Linked DNA regions of Mus musculus: regions 2, 3, 4, 5, 6 and 7 are each linked to region 1. A link is a loop called in an ENCODE intact Hi-C map of the cell type or tissue named here. Cell type or tissue: heart. All regions are shown on one strand.

What was found. Hi-C counts contacts between places; a loop is a spot of excess contacts. Peaks named below come from ENCODE experiments on the same cell type or tissue, not always from the same donor. Only the 100,000 strongest peaks of a DNase experiment are listed, where the experiment ranks them.
Region 2: a loop joins it to region 1, with 2.0 times the contacts of the local background. A loop is called at or near these places in 4 of 42 quality-filtered maps.
Region 3: it touches region 1 in a loop (2.0-fold over the local background); 7 of 42 quality-filtered maps call a loop at or near these places.
Region 4: it touches region 1 in a loop (1.8-fold over the local background); 8 of 42 quality-filtered maps call a loop at or near these places.
Region 5: a loop joins it to region 1, with 2.0 times the contacts of the local background. A loop is called at or near these places in 7 of 42 quality-filtered maps.
Region 6: it touches region 1 in a loop (2.5-fold over the local background); 6 of 42 quality-filtered maps call a loop at or near these places.
Region 7: it touches region 1 in a loop (2.6-fold over the local background); 8 of 42 quality-filtered maps call a loop at or near these places.

Annotation. Positions count from the first base shown.
Region 1 is chr11:108,342,213-108,346,212 of GRCm38, forward strand. Prkca (protein kinase C, alpha) reads right to left here and starts at 1,676. Exons shown (of 17, transcript NM_011101.3): 1 at 1,283-1,676. The coding sequence starts at 1,455. In heart, no CTCF peak of the experiment used is centred here; DNase peaks (open chromatin) are centred at 709, 1,119 and 1,779; H3K4me3 peaks cover 2,748 bases; H3K27ac peaks cover 2,343 bases.
Region 2 is chr11:108,164,188-108,168,187 of GRCm38, forward strand. All of the region lies in intron 3 of Prkca (protein kinase C, alpha), which reads right to left. Among named protein-coding and RNA genes, the nearest start is that of Gm11655, 6.8 kb to the right of the region's middle. In heart, no CTCF peak of the experiment used is centred here; a DNase peak (open chromatin) is centred at 1,734; H3K4me3 peaks cover 258 bases; H3K27ac peaks cover 2,392 bases.
Region 3 is chr11:108,265,766-108,269,765 of GRCm38, forward strand. The region is part of intron 2 of Prkca (protein kinase C, alpha); the gene reads right to left. Among named protein-coding and RNA genes, the nearest start is that of Prkca, 76 kb to the right of the region's middle. In heart, no CTCF peak of the experiment used is centred here; a DNase peak (open chromatin) is centred at 2,296; H3K27ac peaks cover 1,772 bases.
Region 4 is chr11:108,149,067-108,153,066 of GRCm38, forward strand. The region is part of intron 3 of Prkca (protein kinase C, alpha); the gene reads right to left. Among named protein-coding and RNA genes, the nearest start is that of Gm11655, 22 kb to the right of the region's middle. In heart, a CTCF peak has its summit at 2,660 (motif pointing right); a DNase peak (open chromatin) is centred at 1,525; H3K4me3 peaks cover 419 bases; H3K27ac peaks cover 3,008 bases.
Region 5 is chr11:108,126,923-108,130,922 of GRCm38, forward strand. The region is part of intron 3 of Prkca (protein kinase C, alpha); the gene reads right to left. Among named protein-coding and RNA genes, the nearest start is that of Gm51922, 16 kb to the left of the region's middle. In heart, a CTCF peak has its summit at 1,839 (motif pointing right); no DNase peak of the experiment used is centred here.
Region 6 is chr11:108,256,875-108,260,874 of GRCm38, forward strand. All of the region lies in intron 2 of Prkca (protein kinase C, alpha), which reads right to left. Among named protein-coding and RNA genes, the nearest start is that of Prkca, 85 kb to the right of the region's middle. In heart, no CTCF peak of the experiment used is centred here; DNase peaks (open chromatin) are centred at 2,017 and 2,667; H3K27ac peaks cover 2,079 bases.
Region 7 is chr11:108,133,840-108,137,839 of GRCm38, forward strand. The region is part of intron 3 of Prkca (protein kinase C, alpha); the gene reads right to left. Among named protein-coding and RNA genes, the nearest start is that of Gm51922, 23 kb to the left of the region's middle. In heart, CTCF peaks have their summits at 1,793 (motif pointing left) and 2,783; no DNase peak of the experiment used is centred here; H3K27ac peaks cover 1,236 bases.

The DNA.
Region 1 (4,000 bases):
GCCTGGATTCAGCACCATCTGTCCTATAGCCACTAGGATACCCCATTATGTATAAGGCTGACTGCTTGGTGTCTAGGTGCGCTTCGCCCCTTGCAGCTCCCTGCCCAGGAGGGAGCTAAGGAGCCCTGGCCATAGTTCTTGCTTCTAAGGTACTTCTTACTCCAAACACATGGACAAAAGAGTCAGGGTATCCCCAGGAAAAGCTGACACTTGGTGTTCAAAGTCGTGGGAGGGGGACGATTTCTAAGATATGATGGGGGTGGGGGGGACTGACATTTTGTAAATCTGATGAAAGCTGTAATTCTCTCACAAAAAAAATTTAAAAAGAAAAACATAAATCTGCATAAATCCAATTTTACCTAATTTCACAGGCTCCAGAGAGATAGATCCCTGAACCCTTCTTTTTATCAAGCCCCTCAGTTGCCAACGCTTGGCGTTCAGTGGAAATCACCTGAGCGCGGACACCTTTAGCCATTACAGTATTTTTCTTAAATAAGCCCTCTGTCCTCATCAACTGGGTTACAGGTTTAATCTCCTGTTGACAGGGTCTATTTTAAATGACTCCCTCTGCCCTCTGCCATTTGCCTGCCGGGTTAGCCCTCCTCCCCCACGGCAAGCTTTCAACAGTTTGCTGCCTTCCATCTCTCTCCCTCCCCTCTCTCCCCACTCTGGGCTCGGCCAGAAAAGTCAAAGTCTCCGTGCCCAGTAGAAACAGCCTACAGTAGGCAGGGACCCAAGGTTCCAGCGGAGTCCCAGCCCGACGCGAGGCACAAACACTCCCCGGAACGCGCCCAGCCTGGCTCGCCAGCAACTTGGAGCGGCGCGCCGCGGCTCCCCGCTACTCCCGGGCGTGTTTCTTGCGCGTCCTGGGGCCACTTTGACTCCAGCAATCTCTCTTTCCTGTCCCTTCGCTCCCATCAGGCCCATTGACCGCTCCGCTTGGTGACAGGGAAGACCTGTGCGCCCTAGGAGAGGCGAGGGGACCTTCCCCCTCATCCGAGTCACCCCGTGCAGAGCCAAGCGTCCCTTCAGGGCACCAGGGCATGCGTGGCAGCGCCGGGCCACTTTCCAGGGAGTGTCCCGCGTGGGTGCGCGCCTGTCACTCCTGGCGAGAGTTCGGACTCCGGCCAGGCACTCTAAGTTCTCGGAGGAGTCCTGGCCCTGAGAGTAAGGACGCGCCGGGGCTCAGAGACGTCCCCGAGCTTAAGTCCCGGGGACAAGCAGACCTGAGCCCCGGGGCAAAGGTGGCTCTTGGGTCCCCAGGGCTGCCGCGCGCACCTACCAGATGAAGTCGGTGCAGTGGCTGCAGAAGGTGGGTTGCTTGAAGAAGCGGGCGATGAATTTGTGGTCTTTCACCTCATGCACGTTCTTCTGCCTCAGCGCCCCTTTGCGGGCGAAGCGGTTGGCCACGTCCTGAGACGCCGTGGAGTCGTTGGCCGGGTAAACGTCAGCCATGGTTCCCCCCAACCACCTCTTGCCTCCGCCGGGGAGCAGCAGCCGGGGAGGGCCGGGGTGGGCGGGGGCGGCGGCCGAGGTGGCGGTGCTGATGAGGTGCGGTGGTGGCGGCGGTGGCCCGGGAGAGCCGGGCGGGCGCTGCGCTACTCGGAGCTGGGAGCCGAGCCGCTCTCTCTGGCTCTCTCCGGCTCTCTGGCTCGCTGGCTGGCCCCACGCTCACTGACAGCCCGGCGCCCGGCGCTCGCGCTTCCTACTCGCGGCGGCAAGAGGCGGCCCGGAGCGGCGCCGCCCACTGCGCATGCCCGGAGAGCTAGCGTGTGTATGTGTGCACGCGCGCGCGCGGCCTGGAGTAGGAGCGCGCGGGACGGGGACGCGCGCCGGGCGAGCCTTGGGCCTCTGCGCTCCGCTGCACAGAGCTGGACACGCAGACTGGGGGGCCCCTGTGAGCCCCGCCAACTGCCGAGGGCGGCGGTCGGGGAGAGGCCCTGGAGATGCCCAGCCCAGGAAGAAGCCGGGAGGGGCGGGTCCTTCTCCTCCGCCGCCCGCTTCTTTTTCCTCCCTTTTCCTCTGCTTCCTCCTCCCTCTTTTTTCTCCTCCTCTCCTTCCGCTCGTGGTGCCGGGCCTCCTCCTCTCCCCACCTTCCTCCACCCACTCACGCTTCTCTGCTCATGCTTTCCTCTTTCTGGGATGGAAGTTGTGCCCCGAAGGAACCCGGCACGGAGCGCTCCCCACCCCCACCCCCATGCCACCTTAGCAGGTACAGAGGTAGCTCCTTGTCTAGCTACCTGGACCCACAGGCATTTGGGGGTGGGGGGTTTGCTGGCTTTTTATCAGCCTCTTTCCCGTTTAACCTTTCACCTGACCAAAATGTCATTCTAGTCGTTTATGCCACTAAAATGCCCAAACCCTAACCCTCGCTCAGTTCCGAGTCGGTAAAAGGGAGCGGTTTTGAATAACTGATTGCCGGCTCTCTTACATCCCTTCGATCTTTGACCTGCAGTTCACCTGCTTATTATATAGATTTGTATGACAGTCGTAATAACCCGGTAAGATGCCAAAGGGCTTGCCCTGGTTTGTGATGTTATTCGTTGGCTATCAGAGCTGTGGTGCCCGAAGATGATCGGGCTCTCTTGATTTTACATGTCCAGAACCTTAACTTAGAAATCATTTTGCATCCTAAGCTAATTGCTGAAATACTGGCAGGTGTAGAGTTCAGCCAGAACATTTGTAAATTACCAAGTAAAACTGCTTGTGAAGGGGTAGCTGGAATGGATATGTATGCAAAGGGCGCACTTGGGGCTGGGCTGTCCGAGCGCCTGCTGAATATTTATTAGGTCTGCCTGGAGGATTCTAAACCTGGGACAGAGCAACCCTCTACCAACAAGAAGTTCATTGTCCCAATCGGCCTAGGGTGGTCCCAAACTCGAGGTAATACTCCTGTCACAGCTCCTGAGTGCTGGAATTACAGAGATGAGCCATCGCATCAGCTTCGTTTATTGTAGAATACAAATCCATTAAGACAATGTGCATACTTGAACTTGGACATGGTAACACCAGCCAGTGATCCCAAGAGGATCAGGAATGTAAGATCTCAAGTGCAGACTTTAAAAGAGGGAAATCGCCTGAAATACTAGCTCACAGCATATCCCATAAGCCACGAAGGACTATCCTTTTCCAAGATTGCCTAATTGTGACTCTTGACGAAAAGATAGCTTTTACATTTAAACAAGTGCAGGCAACTGAATAGCCATCAGTAGACCAGGCTCTTCACTGACCCATTTACAATCTGGTGAGCAAGTGTCTTAGGGTTACTACTGCTGTGATGAAACACCATGACCAATGGCAACTTGAACAGGAAAGGGTTTATTTGGCTTACATATCCTGAATCACAGCCCACTGAGAGAAGCCAAGCCAGGAGAGAACCTGAGGGCAGGAGCTGATTGCAGAGGCCATGGAAGATTGCTACTTACTGGTTTACTCAGCCAGGATCATGGGCCCAGGAATAACACCACTCACAATGGACTGGGCCCTCCTCCATCAGTCACTAGGAAAATGCACTACAAGCTTGCCTACAGTCCAATCTTATGGAGGTATTTTCTCAACTGGTGTCAGCTTGTGTCAAGTTGATAGGGCTACACAGCGCAGCCAGTACTGCTGGTGCTTGGTGATATTCTGTGGAAAGTGAATTTAAGCACTTCCAGGCCAAGGAGGCGAGCAGGGAAGAGGCAGGAGAAAAATGAAGAACAAAGCACACTAGGAAAATGGATCAAATTGTAAAATAAAAAAACAAAAACAAAAAAAAAAACAAAAAAAAACACATTATGGGTGTCTCAAACCATCCATGTTTAGTTGATAATTGTGCTTGAAATGGGGCATGGTGGAATGAAGCCACAACCCTTCACTCAGCCGTGTTTATCTGGGACAGGGGTCTTCCTCAAATATTTAATAAAGACAAGCTTCTATTTCCCTGGCTCACTGAGGGTGAAGCGGAGAGAAATGGAGGGTGGGGTTGCCTTGTGCATTCTTGAATATAAATAAGAGCCAG
Region 2 (4,000 bases), 180 kb before region 1:
GACTTTCTCCTGAGTTAAAAACAAACAAACAAACAAACAACAAATGGCCTTTGAAATCAAAGGAGAAGGGCTAGAAATGTAACAAGATGGCTTGCCTGAAGTACCAGGGGCCTTGGGCTCAATCCAGGGGTAGAGGGATAGAGGAAGAGAGGCATGTGGAGAGTGAAGTGTTGATATTTGTATTAAATCATGAAGATGGGTATCCATTTTTGTCCTGTAGCTGAGTCGTGACATTTATCAACACTTCTACTAAAGCAATGTGTCTTGAAGCCTGTGAGACCTCGGTTTACTCTCCAGGACTGAAACAATGGAAGGAGAAAATCGACACTTGCAGATTGGCTTCTGACCTCCAGATAGATTCTGTGGAATGTGAGTGTCTATTCGCAACTCTTCATGAGGATGGTGATGATGGTGGTGGTGATGATAGTGAGGATGATGATGATAAATGTAATAAAAAAAAAAAATAAAGGCCTCAGTCCCCAGAATGAAACCAGATACTGGCCAGGTTATCTTAGTACAGTGGCTTGCTAGGGACACTCTAAGGATGCTGTGCACCCATCTGGAGCAGGACCACAGGCCCTAGACTCTTCTGCCATTGAAGAAGACACAGTATAACCGTCCTCCCTATGAGAGGCACACAATAGTGGGAAACCAAGCTTTAGGTATTTTCTACTCCAAACACTGCCTCTGAGGGGATGATTTAATATGCAAAAGGCATTTTCCAATCTTCTCAAACCAACAGCACGCCTAACCGATGGAAAATATGTCAATATATATTGACAAATGCATAAATATTTACCACTTTCAATTAGTACTAATACAACCTATTTGTATTGACACTGACTGACATTTAAAGGTGGAAGGCCCCGTGCAGCTGCAGGCATGTGGGAGCTTCATGGGGTTTATGTGGCTGCTTCAGAAAGGGTGGGGGTGGGAAGCTGAGGGTCTGGCAGAAAAGTGCTGCCTTGGTAGGGGAGCCTCTCTGCTCCACATGCCTCCCATCTTTGGGGTAGGACAGGCAGGGCAGCCTCCAAGAAGCTTCCAGAGAGTGCATGAGATTAGAAACTGTGGGGTCTACGAATGCTTCACTTGAGAACTCTCACAGTTCCACTTCAATTGCCTTGTACTGGCTGAGGAAATAACAGTCTCTGAGTGAGGGGAAATAGAATCCACCTCCTGTCTGATGAAGGGGCAAACACACCCTACGAAAGAACACGCTGTCTAAGGTGAAGGTTTGTGGCTACTTTGCAATATGCCTTACACACCCAAGGGTCACATCTTGCATTATTTCTGTGTACAGGGGTGGCATCATCATTATGGTATGATCTCTTGGCAGAAGAATCCGGAGTGGGAAGAGATGAACCTGGTGAGGGAAGACACGTCTAACAGAACCATGAGGTACGTTGTCTATGCAGATAAGCAGAACCCAAACGTTCTTTATAGAAACCTCAATGTGGGTATTACATTTGAAAAGCAGTCTTCCATAGAGGACGGTCCTTTTAGACAGAAGAAGAGATTAAAGACTGAGCACATATAACCAGCATCTTGCAGGGCATTTTGTCAGGCATGGATGCTGAATGTTAGACACAGAAGCCTGGCGGTTGTTCCCTTTCTTAGCACAAGCTCCACCCTGCATCCTGTGTTCAGTGAGGGAACAGAGCACACCCGGTAGCTTGTCTAAGGTCACCCAGCTAGCTAGGAGTGGAGATGGCTCATGGATTTTGAAAAGCAGACTCTGAGCTCAGAGTGCTTTCCACGCCCTTCAGCTGACAATTCTTTTTCGGCCCCACTTATGGCATAAACAAGCTTTTGAATACAAGCAGCTATAAATAGCAATTAGTCAGAGTCTAGTATTAGAGATGTCGGCATCGTCAGAAAGCACTTCGGCTCGTTGTGAGTCCCTCGGATGCCTGCTCTGAAAAGCCTCTCAAGCCTCTAGCCTCTTCCATTTTCTCCAGCACCACCCAGAACCTCGCCTAAATGCAAGTTACATCCTTTTGGCACCTTCTTGTAATTCGAACTTTCAAGCAGAGTGGTTTCTGTCCCAGACCCTACTGGCTACCCGTGTGCACTGGCTTCCCCAGGCCTTTCAGTCAGATAATCGACAGGGAGGAATGCGAGACTCTTGATCTTTTGCGCATTTCCACAGTACCAAGCCAGCACCTGATGTGCAAATTCTGGTTAAGAATAGAAATTAGTTAATATTTTCTGAGAGATTCCTGTGATGTGAGCAATAAGCTTTTCATGTGTGTCATTTTCTTAAAGTCATCTTAAGCTCCGTGTCTTCTGCCCCCAGATGAGGATGCTGGGTTAGGCAGGCTAAGTGACCTATTGAAAGGTCACAGAACTAGAAAGCGTGCTAGGTGCTGAGGCAGAGGTCAAGGTTTCTCCTTGTTTTTCATCCTGGTCTTTCTGGGATGAATATCAACGTAAGTGGAGTAATAGCCTGTGAAACTCATTCTGGAAAGTAACTCACAAGATTCAACTGGACAGCTGGGTTTGGGGGTCACTGACCTATATTTTGAAATTCTATATTGACTGAATGATCCTGCATCTGTTTTCTTGAAGCCAAAGTGGCAGTGTGAGCATACTCAAGGTCGACCTTTCCCAGTGACGTGGCCCAAACACAGAGTGCATCTCCTCTGTTCCTACTTCTCCTCACGTCTCCCATAGCAACTTCTCGACACTGTTGGAAACTGGAGAGCACCAACAGTGGCTCCAGAAGCCATAACAGATCTGGGGAAGAAATGGCACTGAAGATCTTGTCAAGGCATAGCCCAGCACAGGAGCAGAGTCCAAGGTGCCGCACAGTGGACACACAGTGGATGCTGCCCAGCCACTCAATCTTTGGGGCTTGACCCACCCTGTCCTTTCTCTCTCCCTCTCTTTCTCCCTCCCTCTCCCTCCCGCTCTGCTTCCTCCTCCTCTTCCTCCTCCACTTCCTCCTCTTCCTCTTCCTCTTCTTCTTCCTCTTCTTCTTCTTCTTCTTCTTCTTCTTCTTCTTCTTCTTCTTCTTCTTCTTCTTCTTCTTCTTCTTCTCTTTTTTCTCCTTCTTCTCCTTCTTCTTCATCTTCTTCTTCTTCCTCCTGTGGCACAGCCTCTTTATTTAGTGCTGACTGTCCAGGAACTTGCAGTATAGATCAGGCTGGCCTTGGTCTCACAAAGATCCACCTGCCTTTGCCTCTGCCTCTAGAGTGCTTGGATTAAATCCATGTGCCACCCTGCCTGACATCACTTTGATTTTTAAACAAGCCACATGTGTATATATTATACACCAGCTAATGACAGACCCAAGTGGATGGTCTGACATCACCTCCTTCTTAAAGTTCAGACTAGCCATGTTGTCTGCACTGTTTTACACATGACCTCTGTCTTGCACTGTTGTCTCTCACCATGCTTCCCATTTGTTTTGAGTTGCTGGTCCCTATTCCCCAAAGTACTTCTCTACTTGTAAGCAAAGAACTTGGCTACTTTATGATATAAGGTAATCAAATCCTGGACTGAGACCCAGAGAGAGAGAGAGAGAGAGAGAGAGAGAGAGAGAGAGAGAGAGAGAGAGAGAGAGAGAAAGAGAGGGAGAGGGAGAGGGAGAGGGAGAGGGAGAGAGAGAGAGAGAGAGAGAGAGAGAGAGAGAGAACACAAGAAGCTTCCAGCCCTGTCCCCAAATGTCACCTTGCCCTGTTTTGGGCTCGTCTGCCATTATTTCCTCTGGGAATTCTCATATCTTTGACCATAGACAAGAACTCTTTTGTTGTGCAACATAACAGAGATTAAAAACCCATAAAGATATTACTAGAGACTTGGAATGTAGCTCAGTTGGAAGAGTGCCTGCCTGGCATGCCCAGAGCTCTGGGTTCAATTCACCACAGCATTACATAGAAACTGACATGGTGTTGCTTTCTAGTACTTAGGAGGTAGAAACAGGAAAGTCAGAGTTCAAGGTCCCCCTCAGCTAAAGAGCTTTAAATAAAATAGCACCAAATAACAAGTCAACAGAAAT
Region 3 (4,000 bases), 76 kb before region 1:
CACTGATAGAGTCGAGGATTCAGCATTAAGAGCTATCAATCATAAACCTAATACCTACTGTAGCTCCAATGAGGGACGGAGGGAATAGGAGGAAAAGGAGGCAGACGGACAGACAGACAGACAGACAGACAATCCACCTGTGAACCATTAAACTGAGCAGTTCTCAGAAAAAATATTTATTCTCAGCTAAACAAGGATCTTTGCTCTTAACCAGACAAGGACTTGAAGAAACTAAAGCAAGTAGAGTTTTCCTGCACCACCCTGTCTTCCTTATCTTAAGGTCTCACAATGAAATGGCATGTCTATCATCTATCAGATTAATAATTCATTGGAAGTATAAACCCCAGCATGAGTTGGGCAGCGACTGAGAATGTGAGATTGTGCTGTTTGGGGAGAGTAACTTGGCAGTGTGTACCAAACACCCTAAGAAATGCTCTACTGCTGGACCCAGTAAATCATTTAACGTTTAACCATTTCTCTTGTGAAAATTCGATATTTCCATAGACATGTATGCCAAAACAGCCTCATCTCAGCCTTTCTTGGGAAGAAGCAAAGGGAACTCTGCAATAGAGAGTTCTGTAAAAGGGTAAAAAGTGACAGAAGAAAGCCAGGCATGGCGGCTCCTCTGTTTATACCCCAGCTACCAAGTGGTGGGAGGCTCAATTTCAAGATATACCTTGGCAATGTGGCAAGATACACGGCCCCATTAAGGAAAAAAGAAAGAAAAGAAAATTACAACAGAACATTTATCAAGTAAAAATATTATATGCCCAACCCTTAATTTCTCAACAACAACAACAACAACAAAAAACTTTAAGAAATCAAGAAAGTAGCTAGGCAGTGGTGGCATGAGGCAGGCAGATTTCTAAGTTCAAGGCCAGCCTGATCTACAAAGTGAGTTCCAGGACATCCAGGGCTACACAGAGAAACCCTGTCTGGGGGGGGGGGGGGAGATTAAGAAAGAGAAAAAGAAAAAGAAATCAAGAAAGTAGGAAAAAGGAGTAAAATTGCATATATGAAATGGATGTATAGCAAAAGAGAGTGAGATGCGAGATTTTAAATGGCTTCTTCTCTTCTTTTAAACCAGCTCCAGAGAATATGTATTCCTATCACGCTTCTACATACAGGGGCAAGAAGGTTGGTTTTAAAACATTGGCCTTGTATTTGCTCTCACCTTTTATCATACCTTCCTAGAATCCTAATTCATTCTCCCATCCCTTACACACACACACACACACACACTAGTATGTTTCAATTGCTCCCAAGCCATTGCTGGATTTAGGCTGCACCTGAAACCTTCAGATAGAAGGAACTTGCACTCCATTCAATAAGTAGCATTTCACCCAGCCAAAAGACTCCAAATGAGTGGGAGGGAGCTACGCTTAGTAACTGTATCTTCACATCTTAAATTAATAGCTACCATATTCTATGAACTAACAGTTTAAACCTGAGTTGAAATAATGCTAAAAATAGCCCTTCTCCCTGGGCCAATTATTTTTCCCAGTGGGAGACATGTGGTTGGCAGGGTTCCTTCCTGTAGTTAAGGAGAGGGGTTGGGAAGCAGTAATCTACAACACCAAGGTTCCTGAGTGGGAAGTGAGGTCCCGATAAAATGGGGCTCCGGAAACCCCAAAACATTTTTCCATGGGTTTTGGAGCTACAGAGATCTTTCCATGGTTAGCTCTTGTAGCCTGTCTTTGGGGTCTCCCCCTTTGAGCACCCTCAGTAAGACTGGTAAAAGGGAAAATAAAAGAGAATCTGAAAGGGGTGGTAGTTGTTATTTTTGTTTGTTTCTGCGGTTTTGAGGCTAGCACCCTGAGTCCTGGGCGGGAAGGTCCTCCTGCTAAGCCGTACCCCTTGTCTGAAAATTGTCTGCCGCACTGCTAAACAACGGTCAAAATAACAATAGCTCGGATTTGTGGGCATGCCAACAATAAATAAAAGGCAAAATGCATTCGTGGTAAGAACTGTCCCTTGTTTTCTGATGTTCACTGGAGCCAAGGCTAGCTTTTACTCCTCTGCCAGCTCCCCGCTCCCCCGGAGGTGGGGTTGCAGGCTGCACCACACCTGGCTTAGCAAACTCCATATATGCTAAGCAAGCACATCCCTGATGCCAGAATTTGAAAATGGCGTCATATCTTAATTCCACAACACTACTCTGAGCCATCACAAGGCTTGTTTTCTTTGGAAGACTGTTTCTAAATGGCCCTGTGCTCCTCTGGGGCTCGCTGGCTTACCACGTGACTTACCTCCACCCACAGAACAGAAGTCCCAGGAGAACAGTGCTCTCCTGCCCTGTTCACTGCTAAATACTCTGCACTTAGAACCCAGAGGTGCCCGCTGCCGCGTACTGACTATGAGTGATGATTCAAAGACCAGCCGGACATTAGTCACTTTCATCCCCATGGGGACAGATTCTCTTCCAACCTAATAGTTTAGACATAAATCCTTCTTTGCAAAGTCATTCTGACCTCCCTAACTGCCCCCACGTCCCCTTCAGGTCCCAGGGTAGGATCCTGCTGAATGTTGGATGAGCCCAGCCTGATTCCACACTCACTGCAGAGTGACTAAGAACTAAGTCACTGCGACACCTCATGGATGAGCAGAGGCCTCTTTTCTGTGCCTGCTTCCTCAGGTGTCACAGAAACTGATCCACTGAAAGCCCCCCAGTGACCGCTGTCACCACGGTATAAAACACATGTCTTTTGGGCCTCTTCACAATCCTCTCAGCCTCTTTGCCTCTCAGACAGCCAGTTAGCCCTGGAGTCTCCCCCTCCCTGGGGAGTCTCTTCTTGGTACAGGGGCTCAGCAGCCCCTACCAGTGCTCTGGAAAGTGTGTGTGCGCATGTGCATGCGCGTGTGTAACCACATGCTTTGCAGCATGCTAGGGGGCTTCCTGTGAGAAACCATGCTTGATCACACCCTGCTGAAACCCAGGCTTAAATACTTCTATCTCAAGGTATCGATGGACCATTCCTGACAGCAAAGGCCAGCGCCAGAGAGCCCAGATGCAGTCAGTAACTAGAAGCAGGACTGCACCAAGCGGCAGTCTGCCATTCCCTGCACCTCCCCACTCCACAGACCCGCCATGTGCCTATCCTCAGCGACAGCACCACCTGTCAGAGTGATGAGCAACCCCAGAGTGGTTTTACAGAGCCTAGATGGGGAGGACTTAAAAGCCAAACCCATACAGTACCTGGGTTTGTTAGGGGTTACCCATCACTTCCATAGCACCCCGAATCTTGTAACATCATTGGTTCACGTTTCAGATTACCTCAGTCTGGAGTGAGCTGTTGTTATTTCTACCTCACACCAGTATGCAATGTTTGTCTTGCACAACTCCCCCACTGTTTAGTCAACAAAGTGCCTAATGGGCCTGAAAGTGCCTGTCTCCTGCTGGTCTAGGGTGTGTGTGTCTTTCACTTGAGCCACATATGCATCTAAATAGATCAGAAAGCATGCAGTCACCAAAGTGCCTCAGTGGGGGCCTTCCAGTGGTCTCTAAACTCAACAAAACCCTCCATTACACAGTAGAAGGAGCTGAGGTTCTGGCTACTTGGTACGGCCTGTACTTCCCTCTATATGTGGATGTACAGAATTCCTCAGTACAATTACAACATTAAGCCACAGCTATTAATATGCAAAAGTGTGTCTGTTTGTCATCCCAGGTCGCTTAGCTCTTGTAAGCATTTCACAGGGCCGGGAGGCCCTGCTGACTAAACATTTCCCGGATCTGCACAAGCCCCTGCCTCTTTGCACATTAATAAACCTGCTAGAGAATGCATGCAAAATGAAAGGCACTTTTTCAAAGACAGCCCCCGAGAGGCTAAGGTAGTAATAAATGAGGTTAGTTCAGAACCATAGAGGACTCACACAGGCCAAAGCCCCAAATATGGCAAAGCTGAGTGAGCATTCGGAAGACAGTGGCTCTGTCTCAGGACAGCGCCTTTCCTTTTGCTACAGACATGGACGCTGCTAACTGCCGCCTGTACACACGGAA
Region 4 (4,000 bases), 190 kb before region 1:
ATTTCTTCTCTTGGCTGTAACAGTCATCTGCCTTCTCTGGGGCTATCTTGGTTTGGAAGATGGAAGGTATTTATTTTTCTTCCACATCCAGATCTAGAAGGAAAAAAACTAGCTTTGGATCCCAGCCAACTGTTCTTTGTTTCAAAAATCAATATACGCCTTGGAGGAAACAATATTAGCAAGGGGCCACACCCCCTGAAGCTCCTGGCATAGTAGCCGGTCTAAGAAGCCTGGAGATGAGCCTGCAGAGGGGAGCTGGAGGAGCATACTCTACGAACCTCCATGACTGCAATCTGCAGCCGACTTTGCTTATCTCATCGGTGGGAAAACAGCATGCGGCAGATTAGAACCTAGCTCTAAAAGCCACTCTCTGCACCATTCTTTATCAAACTTCCTTACTTGAGCCACTGCAAAGATGACAGTCATTGCACAGTCTCTGATAAACTCCCACCATCCCCTGCAACTAGCGTTGCAATGACCGGTGAACTCAATCGAGAACAAGTAAGAACATCTGCTTCTTATGTTGTTGTTTCTACAACCCAAAGCTATCATATCAATCGACCCTTTTGGTATTCCCAATGTGACAAGTATTTAAATGCATCTAAACCTGCAGTACATCAGCAAGATGGTTTTAGGAATTGGAATTTCTGTTGCAATTCATAAATAATCAAGTAAAATTCTAATTATTTTCAAAAGAAGAAGAAAAAGAAGAAGAAGGAGGAGGAGGCGGAGAAGGAGGAAGAGGAGGAGGAAGAAGAAGAGGAAGAGGAAGAGGAAGAGGAAGAGGAAGAAGAAGAAGAAGAAGAAGAAGAAGAAGAAGAAGAAGAAGAAGAAGAAGAAGAAGAAGAAGAAGAAGAAGAAGATCTGCTTCTTATGTTGGTAGGAGTCCCATAGACACCTGTACACACCTTGCCCATGTGGTCACTCAACACATGGGTTGTCCTTTTCTTAACCAGGAAAAGAGATTCGGGAGGGACAGAGAAATGCACTACACCCAAGAAGTGTCAAGTCTAGAGGTCCAACCAGAAGGACATTGATGACCTTTCACCACACACCTGCATGTAAATCATAGTCAATCTCCACACCACGGGAGGTTTGGGGTCTCTCCAGCAGATGAGGATGCAGAGGAGTAAGGGACCCGAAGCTAGAGCAGCTGAGAAGGTCACACACAGTCTAACCCCCTGTTCCATCCCAGTGTCAGCCATCTGCAAATGCCAGACTCCTACTTTCCCGCGCCACCAGCCTTGCACTACATAGCTGCAGACAGCAGAGAACTTTGTCATTGGCTGCTTGACACTGAAGAAGCCCCACTAACTGCTGCCAGCTACCCAATCCACTGCCCGCCTGGGGCTATTATAACATGGTCCACTATTCTGGGAGGACCTCCATCTCTGGCTGATTCATTCCTCCTCCACTGAGCAAAACCCTAGCGGCACGGCTGTCTTGTTCTAGCCTTCCTTCCACACCGGCCCAACCCGAGCCGGGTTTTGCAGAAAGCTGCCTCCCTGTCCGCCTCCTCACCGCTGCCAGGGCTCCTGACTGGGCTGAACAGCTCCTGGTGAATGTTACCCTTTGTCTCTGGAGCCCAGGGCTGGCTCTGATGGCTGGAAAGCTTGAACAACAATGATGAATCAGAGTATTTATTTTTGAGGTTTTTCTCCAAGCTGCCTCTTCATCAGGCCTTAAATAGCAGCATTCAAGCTGCCACAGATACTTCCAAAAGTTTGCTGGCCTGGAATTCCCAGGAGGGAAGAACTTCGTCTTCCTGGCAACAAACTGGAGCTCAGTGATGCCCTGACTGAAAGAGGGGCACAAGCTGGGTTTCTCAAGAGATGGCAGCCTTACCTGATTAAATTGATTATGCCATTTTCCCTGTTCCTGAGCACCCTCCCCCCACCCCTCACCCTTGCAGGAGAAATGGCGTATTTCTGTTTCCAAGTGTGGTGGCCTTTTCAAAACCTGTTTTCTGCATTTCACTCTTTCTTAATTGGTGCCACCTAGAGCCAGGTCTGGTCTGTTCCACCCAGGGCCAGGAAACTCAGCTTTCACATAAAGAATGATCCACACACAGTGTAGTTCTCTGATGTTAAAAAACAAACAAACAAAACAAACAAACAAAAAAATCAAACAAAAAGAAAAACAAAAAAACTTCATTTGAAAGTTAACAGTTCTTGTTAAGATCGAACGGTTCCATGAAACCACGGAAAAGAACCCCAAGAAGCATTTGCTTTTCTTGTTACATCGTTTGGCCCCCTCAGTCGGAACAGAAAGGTACTTCGCGCCTGAAGCATGTGTTTGACATCACAGATATGCCTGCCCAGGTAGCCGCTTTCCAGGAGGGAAAGAAGTCTGAACAGACAAAACAAACAGGAAATGAGAGCAGAGGGTCATAAAACAGACCCAAACCCAGTGAAAGTGTGAAGATGGAAGATGTGGTGCAGAAACACAGTGACACAGTGACGCAGTGACGGGAGATACTCAGCTCCGGAGACACCATCCTAGTGCGTCTGCCTGTGAACAGAGACATGCTGAAGCGGTCAGAAGGGAGGGTACTGTTCTTTTCATGACAGTCTAGATGATAAGAGGGTTTAACTGCTGCTATGATTGTGTGCCAATGAGGGCCTTGGTGTGGGCCCTGGAGAGAGCCTGGTCTCCACAGGAGGGCACACTGGCCTTCCCTGAAAATGCCCTGAAGTCCATTAAGCATGCCACGCTGTCAGGTAATTTGCTCATTGGAATGCTTCCTGACTAAAGGCAGACTTCTCTCACACTGGCACCCATTCCACCTAGCAAAGCGGCCTTGAAGTCTCACGTGCTCATAACTGCAAACAGAGCATAGACCGGCCACCAGCACACTAACACATAAAGATGGAGATGGCCACCCCTCCCTCTCACTGGAGAGCTCTTCCGATGCTGTAGGTTCACTCTTGTTTATCCGTGAGCCCACCCAGGGATTAGCAAGTCTCCCATCTTGAGGAATATAAAACCAAGGCCTAGCACCTCTGAGAGATTCACAGCTGTGAGTGTGAGCAATGAACCTGGTCCTTTACCCTGGTTACACGCTTCCCAAGGGGTCGGCTCTGGAATCTCACTGTTCCGTTGCATCAAAACGATGCAGAGGAGGCATGCAGGGTTCAATTTCAGTACACACATTGAGCTTCAGAAGTAGGAAAGGGGAGAACACTTTAGCAAGGGTCAGGAAAATGACCAGACTATACTGCAGCAGTAAGGAGGAGAGAGGGTCTGTCTGTCTGTCTGTCTGTCTGTCTGTCTGTCTCTCTCTCACACACACACACACACACACACACACACACACACACACACACTTCATCAGAACTGGGTTATATGATTCATGGCACGCCACACAGTACGCAAGTAGCATCTGGGTCATAGAGAAAAGCTGTCAGCACCGAGTCTTCCCAGGGATGTTAATTTTTAAGAGGTCCCGTGCATATGTAATTTTAAAATCTCAGCTCCAGACCTGATAAAAGCAGAGGCTGGGCTTGGCGTTGAACAGTTCTGTCTCTTAACACCGCTGCTAATGACTAACCTTGCTGCAGCAGCAGACCCACAAGCTTAGTGTTTGTTTCAAACCGTTTCCTCCTCAACGATTCTCACTTGGGAGATCATAATAGTTATGGCACTCAATAACTTTTACTGTAGGCTACAACAAAGACCTGCCTTGGTTGAGAAACCTTACAAACTATAGCCCTCAAAAGAGGAAGCAGGGACTGAATGGCTCAGTTGGTAAAGTATTCAATGTACAAACGGGGACCTGAGCTTGATTCCCAGGACACACAGACAGATGTTGGGTGCAGGGCAGGAGAGATAGCTCAGGGGTAGAGAGTACTTTCTGCACCATCTAAGACCTGGGGCTTGGATGCCAGCATCCACATAAGCCAGGCATCCCATGTGTTTGTGTAAGCCCAACTCTGAGTGGAGCAGAGACTGGAGGAGGGCTGGAGCTGGAGCTACAGCCCAGAAAACCTGACCCTGTCTC
Region 5 (4,000 bases), 220 kb before region 1:
GAAGAGCTACGGGTTCTACATCTTCATCTGAAGGCTGCTAGTAGAAAACTGACTTCCAGGCAGCTAGGATGAGGGTCTTAAATCCCACACCCGCAGTGACACACCTACTCCAACAGGGCCACACCTTCTAGTAGAGCCACTCCCTGGGCCGAGCATATGCAAACCATCACAGAGCTGAACTTGGATCTTCTATAACAGCGGTAAGTGCTTTAACTGCTGAGCAGTCTCTCCTGCCCTGGCTACTCATGCCTTTCCGGATTATCTAATGAGCTGTAGATGTTGCCTTTCGTTCTAGATACAAGCCTTTCACTGCCATAGATGTGGCCAATTCCCATTCACAGTCTACTTGTGACTCTCTTAATGTTTTAGTTAACATACACCTTAAACTATATTGAAATCGAAAATGTTAATTTTTTCCTTTATCATCAGTCCTATGTTGTGCTGTATTTAAGCCATTCCAATTCCATAGACATACACCACCCTCTGACATTTCCCAGACATTCATTATTTTACGACAGTTAGGTTCACTATCTACCTGGAGTTAGTTTTTGTATATGGTTTTAATTGGGGTTGAGGATTTTGGTGGAGATAGTCCGCTGGTCTTTCCTTGTTTACCTCTGCTCTGTAATTGAAGGCACAGCTTTGCCATGAAATAGAAGGACTTAAACAGGCCCAGGAAAACCATGCCAAAGACCTCAGGTTTCCAACCTCCTAGTCTCCTAAATACCTTGACACCACTTGAGCCTGAACATGGAAACGTGAGTCTAGAGACAAAAGGCTTTGTTCTCAATTTCATCACTTCATCAAGACACACAGAATTATTCTCTTCCCCTGACTGGTAAGTTACAGACATCAGACTGAGGAAATGGCTGTCAAATCATCTCAAAATGAAATGATTGTAATGTCATTTTACAGTACCAGGCACTGCTCATGCTCTTCCTGAAGCCCAATTTTAAAATTTCATTTTAGAAACATCCCAACTTCATTAATTCTACAGCAGCCATTCCAGAGCTGTCAGGACCAACATGGACTGGCTAAGGGAGTTAAACGTCATCAGATCTTGCAGGGTTGGCCTTCAGGTCCTGATGGACAGCAAATACTTCTGAGGGAATGCTGAGTCCCCTGACTTAGCTTCTCATGCCACAGTCTCCTTCCTTCCAGCACCCACATCAGCTCCAAAAAAAGCTGCTCAACAGCCTGTGGGGGGGAAGGCAACTCTCTGACTCGAATGCTGGCTCTACTGATAAATCACAGTCCAGTGTGCATTTCTTTGCACTACGTTTAATGCTGTTTGTTTTAAGACCTGTTTTCCTTCATGGGAAACACACTGACACCATACGTCATCTCTTTTCACTCCCCCATCTATTGGCTCCCGAGAACATGGTCCTATCAGTTTGCAGGCATCAACCCAGACTTCTGGGTTTCCACATCCCTAAGACATGAATGTTCAAATACCTCCCAAATGAATACTCCATCCACATTTCACCAAACACAAATGACCCAGACCTCAGATTTATCCAGAGTCTAACCCAGAGGTGGGCCTGGGATCCCAGCCTCTGTAATGGTGTGAAGGGTCTCTTCTTTTCCTTCCACAAAACCTTAAGCAAAGAGTGGGGAGGAGATGCAGAGCAGTGGAGTCCTGATAAAGCAGTGATGGTAAAGACTGAGACTAAGGACTGAGAGATGCCAGGTCTGTTCCTCTTCCCTCTGCAGACCGTGGCAACACCATCAGGGGTTATAGGCACAGATGGAGGGACAGACCCACATACGGCGAGGCAGGCTCTTTGGCAAGTCTGGAGTCCACTATCATTAACATCTACACTTTAGTCGTTTTCCACCAGCAGGGGTCAGTCTCAGTCATCCCAAAGAACCAGGAGGGACTCGACACAGTCACACTCTGGAATACAGTGGTTGACTAACACTGAACAAGCTCCTGCCCACCTTGTCCTCTTTAGTCACCTCAGTACTGTGTTTCAATATTTACAGGACTTGGTCACTTGGTATTCCAGTAGGGACTTAGACTAAGCAAAATCAGTGGCCATGCTAAGCCCAGCCTTCCTCTCCCTTGGTACTCACCTCTCACAGGAAAATGGTTGGCTTTCCCACCTTTTGCACATGAAGTCTAGAGCACATACTCGCTTGCAGTGGGAACGGTTTAAACACTATCTGGCCGTTGTATTTTCTAATATTTCCACCGAGCTTTCAGTTGTCTATGTGATAAACATTTTTCTTTCTAAATTATTAATCACCTCCCTCCCCCAAACATACCCTTTCAGTGTTCCTGGAAAGCTTCAAGAGGCTCCTGGCTGATGGACTTTGAGTCCTTGGAATCGCTGTGACATGGTGGTGCCCCAGTGCTGAACAAGGGTGTCACAAGATTAATTCTGATGATCAGGTGATTAAAAAAGGATGCTCGTCTGATGCATGAAATTTCACATTGGTAGGGCACAGTTTTATTTATCTAAGTCACCTTTTCCTTTAGAAAAAAATCCTCATGCTAGGGTGATGGCTCAGTTGGTAAGGTGTTTGCCTTGCAAGTATGAGAACCAACATTCACAAGTTTGATCCCCAGCACCTATGTGAGATAAAGAGTCTGTTGTGGTCTTGAGTGCCTGTCGTCCCAGTTCTGGAGATGCAAAAGTGGGCTTGCTGGGGCTCACCTGCCAGCCAGGCTAGCTAACCAGTGAACTCCAGGTTCAGTGAGAGACGCTGTCTTGAAATAGGAGGTAGAGAGTGATAACAGATAGAAGACACCCAACATTGACCTCTGACTCCCATACACACATTCACAGACAGACAGACAGACAGACAGGCAGACACACCCCTCCACTAATCAGGGTCCATCAAATATAGCATTCAGGAGGCAAAAAGGTCTCATTACCCAAAAGGAAGATCATTTCTACAAATAACATCTTTCTTTTTCACAGACCTTCCTTCCAAGTGATTTTTTTCACTAAGTCATGGCATGCTGATCTAAATAGAAATTATATTCTCTGTGTCCTTCTACTACACACATATAAATATTCCCAAGGCTAGTGGTATCTACCCCTTTCTTGCCTCTGCACCAAAACAACCTCAGTAGAGAGTAAAGTGAGGGAGGCTGGGCCCATCTATCCCTTAACTGGGACGAGACCACTCTGTGAGGAAGGGATCCAGTCTGCCAGTAAATGTAAATGGAGGGGTGGATGTAAGGCTGCATGCTACCAGGGTAGTCAGAAGTGGTCCAGAAGCCAAGGCATCCAAGGACCAGGACACCCTGTCCCACCTGTTTGCTCTTTTACCCTCAGCTGCACAGATGCAAGCATCTTCAGCATCAGCCAACAGTGGCAGGTCAGGTGACTTAGCTGAGGGCTCTTCTTCCAGCTCCAGTATCTTATCGCTCACTAGTGTGATCAGTAAGCCGCTTCAGGGTGGGGGCTGTGCTACTCAAGGTCTAGTTTCCAGGGCAGTTTCAGAAAACATTAAAAATGCATAGGCTTGGTGGATAGAAGAGTGGGCGATCAGCAAGGCTGAGCAGGAGACAGCAAACAGGTTCCTGGAGTGTCTATGTTCTGCTGTGCCTTGTACCAAAGGAGGGGAGCAGAGAACGTGGAATTGGAGATCCCAAGAGCTCTAACTAGTTAGTGTGTTTTATCAGCATGATCTCAGTGCATCCTCTCTACTGTTTAACATGTGCAGTCATTAGAGACCCACAGAAGTATCAGCCCCATGCAGAGAGAGACCTCGGAGCTTGAAGGAGGAGCTACCCATGGGTATTTCCAGTTCTCAGCTATAGCAGGGGCTCTCTAGACGGGACCCCCCACGTTAAAACTGAGAAGCGACCATTGATATTTTGGCTTAAGACTTGCACTGGAGTCAACTAGAACTCAGCAAGAGGCGAGGTGGGTGTGCCAGAAAGCGTGTCTCGGGGGCATTGCTGGCAAGAGACAGGCAAAGGTAAAGACTTAGAAATGAGAACTTACAAGGCAGAGTGAACCCCAGACCAAGTCCCCCATGCCCA
Region 6 (4,000 bases), 85 kb before region 1:
ATTTGAGTTTATCTGCAAACAATATGTCACTGACCTATGCCTGCCTCCTACAGTCTATTTTGATTAGTGGATGTTTTCCAGTGACTCCTTCTTAAGTTGTATGCCATCCATCTCTCGAAAAGAGACACAAAAAGTGAATTAGTGTTGTGAATTAGTGTCGATACCAATTTTTATAATGTGTAATTGAGCATAGCCTTCTTGAAGGCATGGATACTTATAACGACAAATTACATAAATGCTGAAACCCTCATCCAAAGCATTTCACAAGGATAGGTTTCAACTGTTAGAGCAATGCTGAGTTGAAATGACTCTTCCATTATCTATTTATAAGAAACACATATGAAAAAAAAGAGTGTATATTTACATTAAAGACAGACTTTAAATGGTGCCTGTAGCATTCAGTATGAACGCCATAATCCTTGCCAAGTGAGAATGTTGCAAAATTCTGCTAATGCATCACAAAATGTTCATATGCTAATTTAACCATAAGGAAGAGGAAATCTACTTTTTTCTTTCCCTCCCAAAAAATGCGAAATATTCTTCACAATGGCAGAATCCCATTAATGCCTAGCATGAACATACAGGGGTTTTGTTCATAAAGCAAGTAGAAAGGCCCGAGTTTGGATCCCCAGCAGCCACATAAAAGCCATCCGTGAATGACAGGGTCCACCTGTAACCATCACACTGAGGCGGGAGGCAGCGGCATAATGATACCGGGGACTGGTTGGCCAGCCAGCCTCACCCAAATGGAGAGCTCCAAGGTTAGTGATAATCCTATCTCAAAAATAAAAATAGAAAGGACTGATAAAGAAAAGTACCCTAAGTCAACCTCCCTCTCTCTTTCTCTCTCTCTCTCTCTCTCTCTCTCTCTCTCTCTCTCTCTCTCTCTCTCCACACACACACACACACACACACACACACACACACACACTGACATACAGACACACAGACACAGAATTTTTTTTCTTTTTTGTATGTGAACTTGCAGACTACACTATTTTAGGCCAGTGGAATTCTTGAGCTGGGCATGCTCAGGGCCCAGTAAGGAACAGACAGATAGGGACAGAAAACAAACTAACGTCTGAAAAGGCAAGCAGGGGTCAATTCATGCATTCAACTCGTATCTCAATGAGGTGTCCGCAGAGCACATGCGAAATTAATTTCTCCAGATCTCTGTAATCGTGTGACAGCATTAAAACAGAACTTTGGCTGTCAAAGCAACAATGACTGACAATGTAACGTGGCAAAGACTTTCACAAATGCTATCATTTCCTTGAAATGAGGTTTTCTGGAAGTGAAGTGTCCTCTACAGAGGAAGACGCTGCCAAGAATTTGCAGTCCGTTGGAAACAGACAGGCTCTCTTACTTGAAGGGATGAAACCCCAGCCTGACTTCACTGCCCTCTCCTCTGGCAGATGGTTCAGGGTCCAGCCAAGGAGTTTAAGAGGATGCAAAGGGATGGTCCCTCGCCTTGACCTCTGTTGAGTTAGGCTCCAAACACCTTAAGTAGCGAGTCCATATGATTGAATTCTTTTTATTTTAATTTTAGGAGCTAACCACGAGGGAGCTTTGGCACTGCATACCCATACACCCCTAGGACATTCAGCGTAGGATACTGAAAACCCAGGTGTGTCTATGGATAGGAGGACTTGGCAACATGTACTCCTGGAAAGCCTGTTTGCCTGACATCACACAGAAAGCCATCTTTCAGCCACCTGGGAGATGACTTGATATGGGACTCAACAACCTTTGTGCTAGGTCAAGCCTTTCCACCACAGGAGGTTGTCCTAGGCTGTCTCCCATGTGATATATATATATATATTTGCCTTACAGAAGAAACTAAACCCATGAAGAAATCGAGTTTTTAACTCAAAGCTACCGAAATGAGCAAGAAATGCATATACAGAAATCCACAGGCCGAACTCTAATACTCTGGCTCCGTAGACATCTGTAGCCAGGGTTTTTGGGTGTGTTTGGCAGTGGGCAGTCGCTGTCATGGACAGCTGCCAGACCTTGTCACTTGACCCACTAACTCAGCTTATGACAGAGCAAACTGGAGCAGGCATTCAAATCTGACAGTAGCTGGAGAGGAGGGAAGAAAGCTACCTTCTTTTTTATTTTTTAAAGAGGTGAGAATAATACAGTCCACTCTTCCACCACACTAACTATAGTCACAGCCACAGGAAGCCCCCAAAGCCTGCTAATGGGAACACAGCCACAGGAAGCCTGGTCGATTCTGGCCAAGTACATTCTCCTACCAAAATGCTTGACTTTTTCATTCCTAATGGAGAGCACAGAGACCCATCTGCCAAATATTTCCAACTGTCTCCATTCAGGCATTAGAACCGACTGGGAAGGATTAATTCTACACGCAAAAGAACAGGGCTTGAATTGTTAGATTACAAACCCTTGGAGAAACCGGCTTCGCCTACCAAGAACTTCTAAATTTAGACTTTAAAGCCAACAAAATCTTTAAACGTCTGCTCTAACTGAAATGAAACGCAAATGCAAATACGTAGAGTGCTACATTGTTGCAGTTTCTCCTCTCCCAATTATTAATGAATATGAAGTAACAGTAAGCTGATGCTGGGTGGCCCAGTGGGGACACTAAATATAGGTAGATGTTTTCCACGTGAAGCAACAGCTGGCCCTGATCCAGAGAGCATCACGGGAGGAAGTGGACAGCCTGAGGGTAAACCCAAGGGAAGCAGGGAAACACTGCTGGCTTTGGGTCCTGGCTCAACATGACTATGTCTACATAGAAGTGAGTGGCAATGTAATTTAGGGAATACTAATATACCTGAGGGAGGTTAGCTAGGAGATGCTCCAGGGCTCCTTGGCCCCACGCCTACTTCTTCTGCAATCCCTGGGGCACGGGTAGGGTGGAGACTCTATGCTGCCTTGATGATAAATGCATGGACAGGGTAGCCTGTTTCAGCGCCTCTTAAACTGTGACTCCTGCTCACACCTTACTTCATGAAGAAGTGACCTGCTAAAAATAAACGAAAGCAAACCAGCAGGTACAAACACACACACAGAGTATCACACAATCACCCTTGGCACATTGGTTGGCAGAATGTATTATCCAAGGGAACTGGCTTGAGCTTTTGTTTGATGTTTGCTTTATTTCCGGCTGGAGTCAAGAACAGGGTGAGTTACCTTGCCAGGGTTACTTAAGAGCTGACATCCAGAGGACCATAGGTATTTGGTGAAGACACTCCACTGATACTTCCTGGGTCTCTCCTAGTGCAAGGTCCTGCATGGACTATTGCTACTGTCTTCCCTGTCCTGTCTACTGCTTACAGATGGGGCATGGACTGTGGAGCTGAAGCAAATGACTAAGGTGAATAACATGCCTGGTGTTTGCCCTGCTTCCTCACATACAAATGAATAGCCAGAAGTCTGGGAAGATGGCTTGGTAGGCAAAGTACTTATTGTGCAAACATGAGGACCCGGGAAAGCCTCCCCCTCCCCAAGCCAGGTGCCTTCTATGCTTCTCTACAAATCACGAAGCGTGCAAAATGTAGGAAAAAAAAACTGCACCGCATTGGGCTATAAACCATGTCTTATAGGCAAAGTACTCTTCCCTGCCCATATGTCTCCTTGCCTATTTGCATAATTGAAATGCAACAAGAGCAAGGGATAAAGTATGGAGGGGATCTACTAGATCCACCAAAAAGTAACACGTATTCAAATTTATAATGGCCCATTTCTCCATGCGCTTCATCCAAACCTCTGATTTCTCTTAAATAACAGCATTACTGAGCGCTAACATTCTGCTACAAGCTCCATGGTTTTTGATTGTTCATAAGTGGATTTGTGGCGGCTGCTGAGTTCCCTGAAAGGCTGTATTATGTGCCTCCTCTCTCCACCTCACCCAGAGCATTCATAAAGGTATTCCCACATGTACATTTGCTCTCCTGTGGAAAGCTGGGTATTTATACCTGGAAAAAAAATACCCTGCACTTAAATTGCTTTAATGGGTTCTAAGTAAAACACT
Region 7 (4,000 bases), 210 kb before region 1:
GCCCTAGCAACTACTCCTAACTACTCTTAAGTGTACCATGATGAAAGCCACACAGCAGGTGTCCTTTTGTGACTTGGTTTTCCATCTAGCATTTGCCCTCAAGGACCACTCATCTTGTGCCATCGTTAGATTTTTGTGTTAGGGAGCATGTGCCTATGGTATATGTGTGTACACACGTATGTGCAGGTGCTCATACATGCATGCCTATATGAGGACAGACAGAGAAGGATGTCAGGTATTTGGCTCCATCACTCTCTGCATATTTCTTCGAGCTAGGGCCTCTTGTTGAACCTGAAGCTTGGCTCCTGTTTCTGGTTTCCCCTACTTCTGCACATCACTGGGTTTACAGATACTTAAGTGCGCATGACAGTGTTTTTATGTGGGTACAGCTGCAAACACTCTAATCCACTGAGTCAACTTTCTTGATCCATGTGCCAGAATTAATGTCTGGGTGAGACTTCTCTGCATGAGCAGACCTCATTTTGTTTGTCCATTTACTTGTCTGTGGCCACCTGGCTTGCTCCTACCTTTTGTCTGCTGTCAGCAGAGTATCTCTTGGGTTTCTCCTTTCCCCTCTTTCAGACTTGGAGGTGGAATTTCACATTCTTTTTCTCCTCCTCTTTCTCCTTTTGTGCTGGAGTTTAAGCTCAGGGCTTTCCGTAACCCTGGAAAGCCCCCATACTCCTGCATCTTCCTTTTAAGAGGCACTGCCCCTTAGTATGAATGACACACTCAAAATCACAAGGCAAAGACATTCTGCTTAGACTAGGGGACAGTCATTTTAGGCGACACCATTGAAATGTGGGGCTAGCCAGGCATGGTGGCATATTCCTGAATGGTCAGCACTGGAAGACTAAGGCAGTTTGAATCCAGAGTAAGTCTCTGTCTCAAACACACACAACACACACAGATACACAGATACACAGACACACACACATACACACAGACACACACACATACACACACATATACACAGACACACACAACACACACATACACATACAGACACACAGACACACACACATACACACACATACACACAGACACACACAGACACACACAGACACACACAACACACACATACACATACAGACACACAGACATGCAACAGACACACACATGGCACACACATATACACAGACATGCAACAGACACACACATAGCACACACATACACACACACATATACACACACATACACACACACACACACACACACACACATCAGAAGTGGGCTAACCCAGCTTTAAGGGTCAAAAGTGACTCTGCCTGTTGACTTAAAGCAGTGCTGAACCCCCACCCTGTCAGTTCCACACTAGGACACAGAGGATGACAGTCTACATGCATTAAGATACCCTGTGTGTCTGCTGAGTTCTGTACTTCAATTCCTGTTCAGTTCCTAACCACACGGTCTCTCACTAATCTTGACTGAATTAAGATGAACATGAAGATGCTCTTCCCTGAGCATCTACCCTGCTCCCTCCCCACCAGATTGATCGTGTCAGTTTAATGTAACAGAATTAAAAAATCATGCAAAATGGTATGTTTTGTGAACAATAGTTCCTCTGAATCTCAGACAGTCATTTGTTCACCAAACCCCAGCAGGCTGCAGCTGAGTTGACATTAAAAGGAAAAATTCCAGGAAAAACCTGGGGAGGGGGAGAGAAGTAAGCAGAGAGGGAGGACACACAGACCTAATCAAGGCAACTGACCTGGGCCACCTGGTGATCTCTACTCCATTCAGGTCGGCACCCCCCACTGGTGAGGACTGAGACTGCAGCAGGGCTTGCCCAGCTAAATGACAAGCAAGGGCTTTGCAAAATTCAGAATAATGAATGAAAAATGTCCTAGGAGAGGCTGGTAACATCTCTAAGACTCCAGGTTATCTGAATGTGTAGAGTGGCCTTCAAATTTGGGAAGAAACACATCTCTGAATGAAGTGCCTGGCTTACAAACTTCTGTCTTCGTGCCTCATCTCCTTTGATCCACTCATCACATCAGCACTCAGAGACAGACTGCTATTGTTCCCAGCTAACAGGTAAGGCAATTGAGGCTCTGGGAGACTCAGTGGCTTGCAGCCAACTCAAGACCACAGAGTCCTGGTCCAGAGCCTTTCCTGTCTGACTGCTCTGCCTCCCAACTCAGCAAAGCTCACATGTAACCTACCCCTTCTCACTAACACGCTGGTGGCAGGCTTGAAAAACACTCTTGCTTTCCTAAGTGGACTAGGCTTTAGGATCCGTCAGGATTGGCCTCTGTTTTAATTCCTATTTTCCATTTTAAACCACATTCTTCCTTGCTTGTTTTCCTGATCTCTGAGCTCAGCGAAATCCTCCTGGACGGGGTTTTTGCAGCCCTGTCTGGATCATTTTAACTCTCCCTGGCACACAGAATGTCAAAACTTCTGCAGGTCAAGAGAGGGAAGGAGGGAGGGAGGGAGGAAGGGAGGGAGGGAGGGAGGAAGGGAGGGAGGGAGGGAGGGACAGAGAGAGAGAGAGAGAGAGAGAGAGAGAGATCATTCAATTCTGCCAAGTGCACTCAACAATTTCTAAGGCTTGATCCAATGTTGGTCTGGAGAAAGCATTGTTTCTGCAGAGAAGCCAACATCCCACACTAAGCCTTCAGCTCCAACCTGCACCCCGAATTGTTGGCACAGACACCCCAGCTTGCTCATCTGTATGCTCAAGGCTCCTGTGGGCTGCATGACAGCTCAGTGCTGATTAAAGAAAAGGTGCAAGTGACACTGGAAGATGCTATAAATAGAGAATTCCGAAATCTATCTGCCCTAGTGGCCAGGACTCATTAGATCTGAAACTGTTTGGCTTTTCACTGGAGAGACAGGAGCCCAATTACCACAGTGCACATACAAAGGAAATTATCTGGGCGACATTGAGATTCCACTTGTAAGCTGTTTACTTGAAATAGTCCTGGGGTTTTGATGGGCTTAATCCTTAAATACATTGATTCTGAAAGGATTTTTAAAACTTGGACCCTACAGGATTTAATGAAGACCTATGAAAGTATCACTCAAAACTCTCTGTAAACGTGGCAGGCTTCTCCCAAGCCCAGCTGTTCAGGCATGCTATGTGTCTTTGTATGAGCCTGTAACTCTCTGAGTCTGTTGTTGTTGTTGTTGTTGTTGTTCCAAGATAAGATGCTAGAGGGCTTCTATGGCTCAGCCTCTCTCTGACCATCTCTGAGTCACAGATTCCTCTACTCAGATCTCCCATGTCCCATGGCAGAAGCTGAGACAGATACAAGAATGTGAATCAACTGGAATGCGGCCCCCAAGCCTGGAGGACAGGCACTACACCTGTTTAAATGCCAAATATAGGGCACTGTCATGGAGAGACTCCCGCTCAGAGTTCTTGGGGCTTTCTCTTCTCACAATCCCTGCTGCACTGTGCCCCGAGTGGACCTATATGCCCAGCCTTCACTACATCAGCCTCAGACACTAATTACAGAGCAGGTTCATCCCAAGGGTTGCTGTGCTGAGCCACCCAGAAGCTGAGGTGACTACTCAGGACATGAGGCTGCTCCTTCCCACAGACCTTTCTGTTCTGCCATGCTTCATGTTTTACACTCAGTGTGGCCTCTGTCATCCGTGACTCAAGCGATAGCACGTGGCAACGGCTAGTCTCAGACCCTCATGCCCACTGGGTACTTTGTCCCCTCTTCTGACAACTGGCTCCCCTCTACCATTCAGTCTGAATAAATCGCTCAGCACTCATCAAACCCACTCACCACTCTCTGCTGCCCAGCTCACCTGTCTCAGCCTGCACCTTGCTCTCTTTGCCCACGATAGTCCTTTTCTCTGCATTACTCTCTGTTTCTGTCTAGACTGAGTCTATACATATCCTGAAGAGTCTCGGGGTAAAATTTCCATCCTAGCAAAGTCATCCCTCAAGATCTAAAAGAAGAGAGGCCCCTCTTTTCTCCCTATCTACCTGGGAATTTGCTTGTTTTGTTGTTATTTTTCCTACCTCACATCCAGAATTACT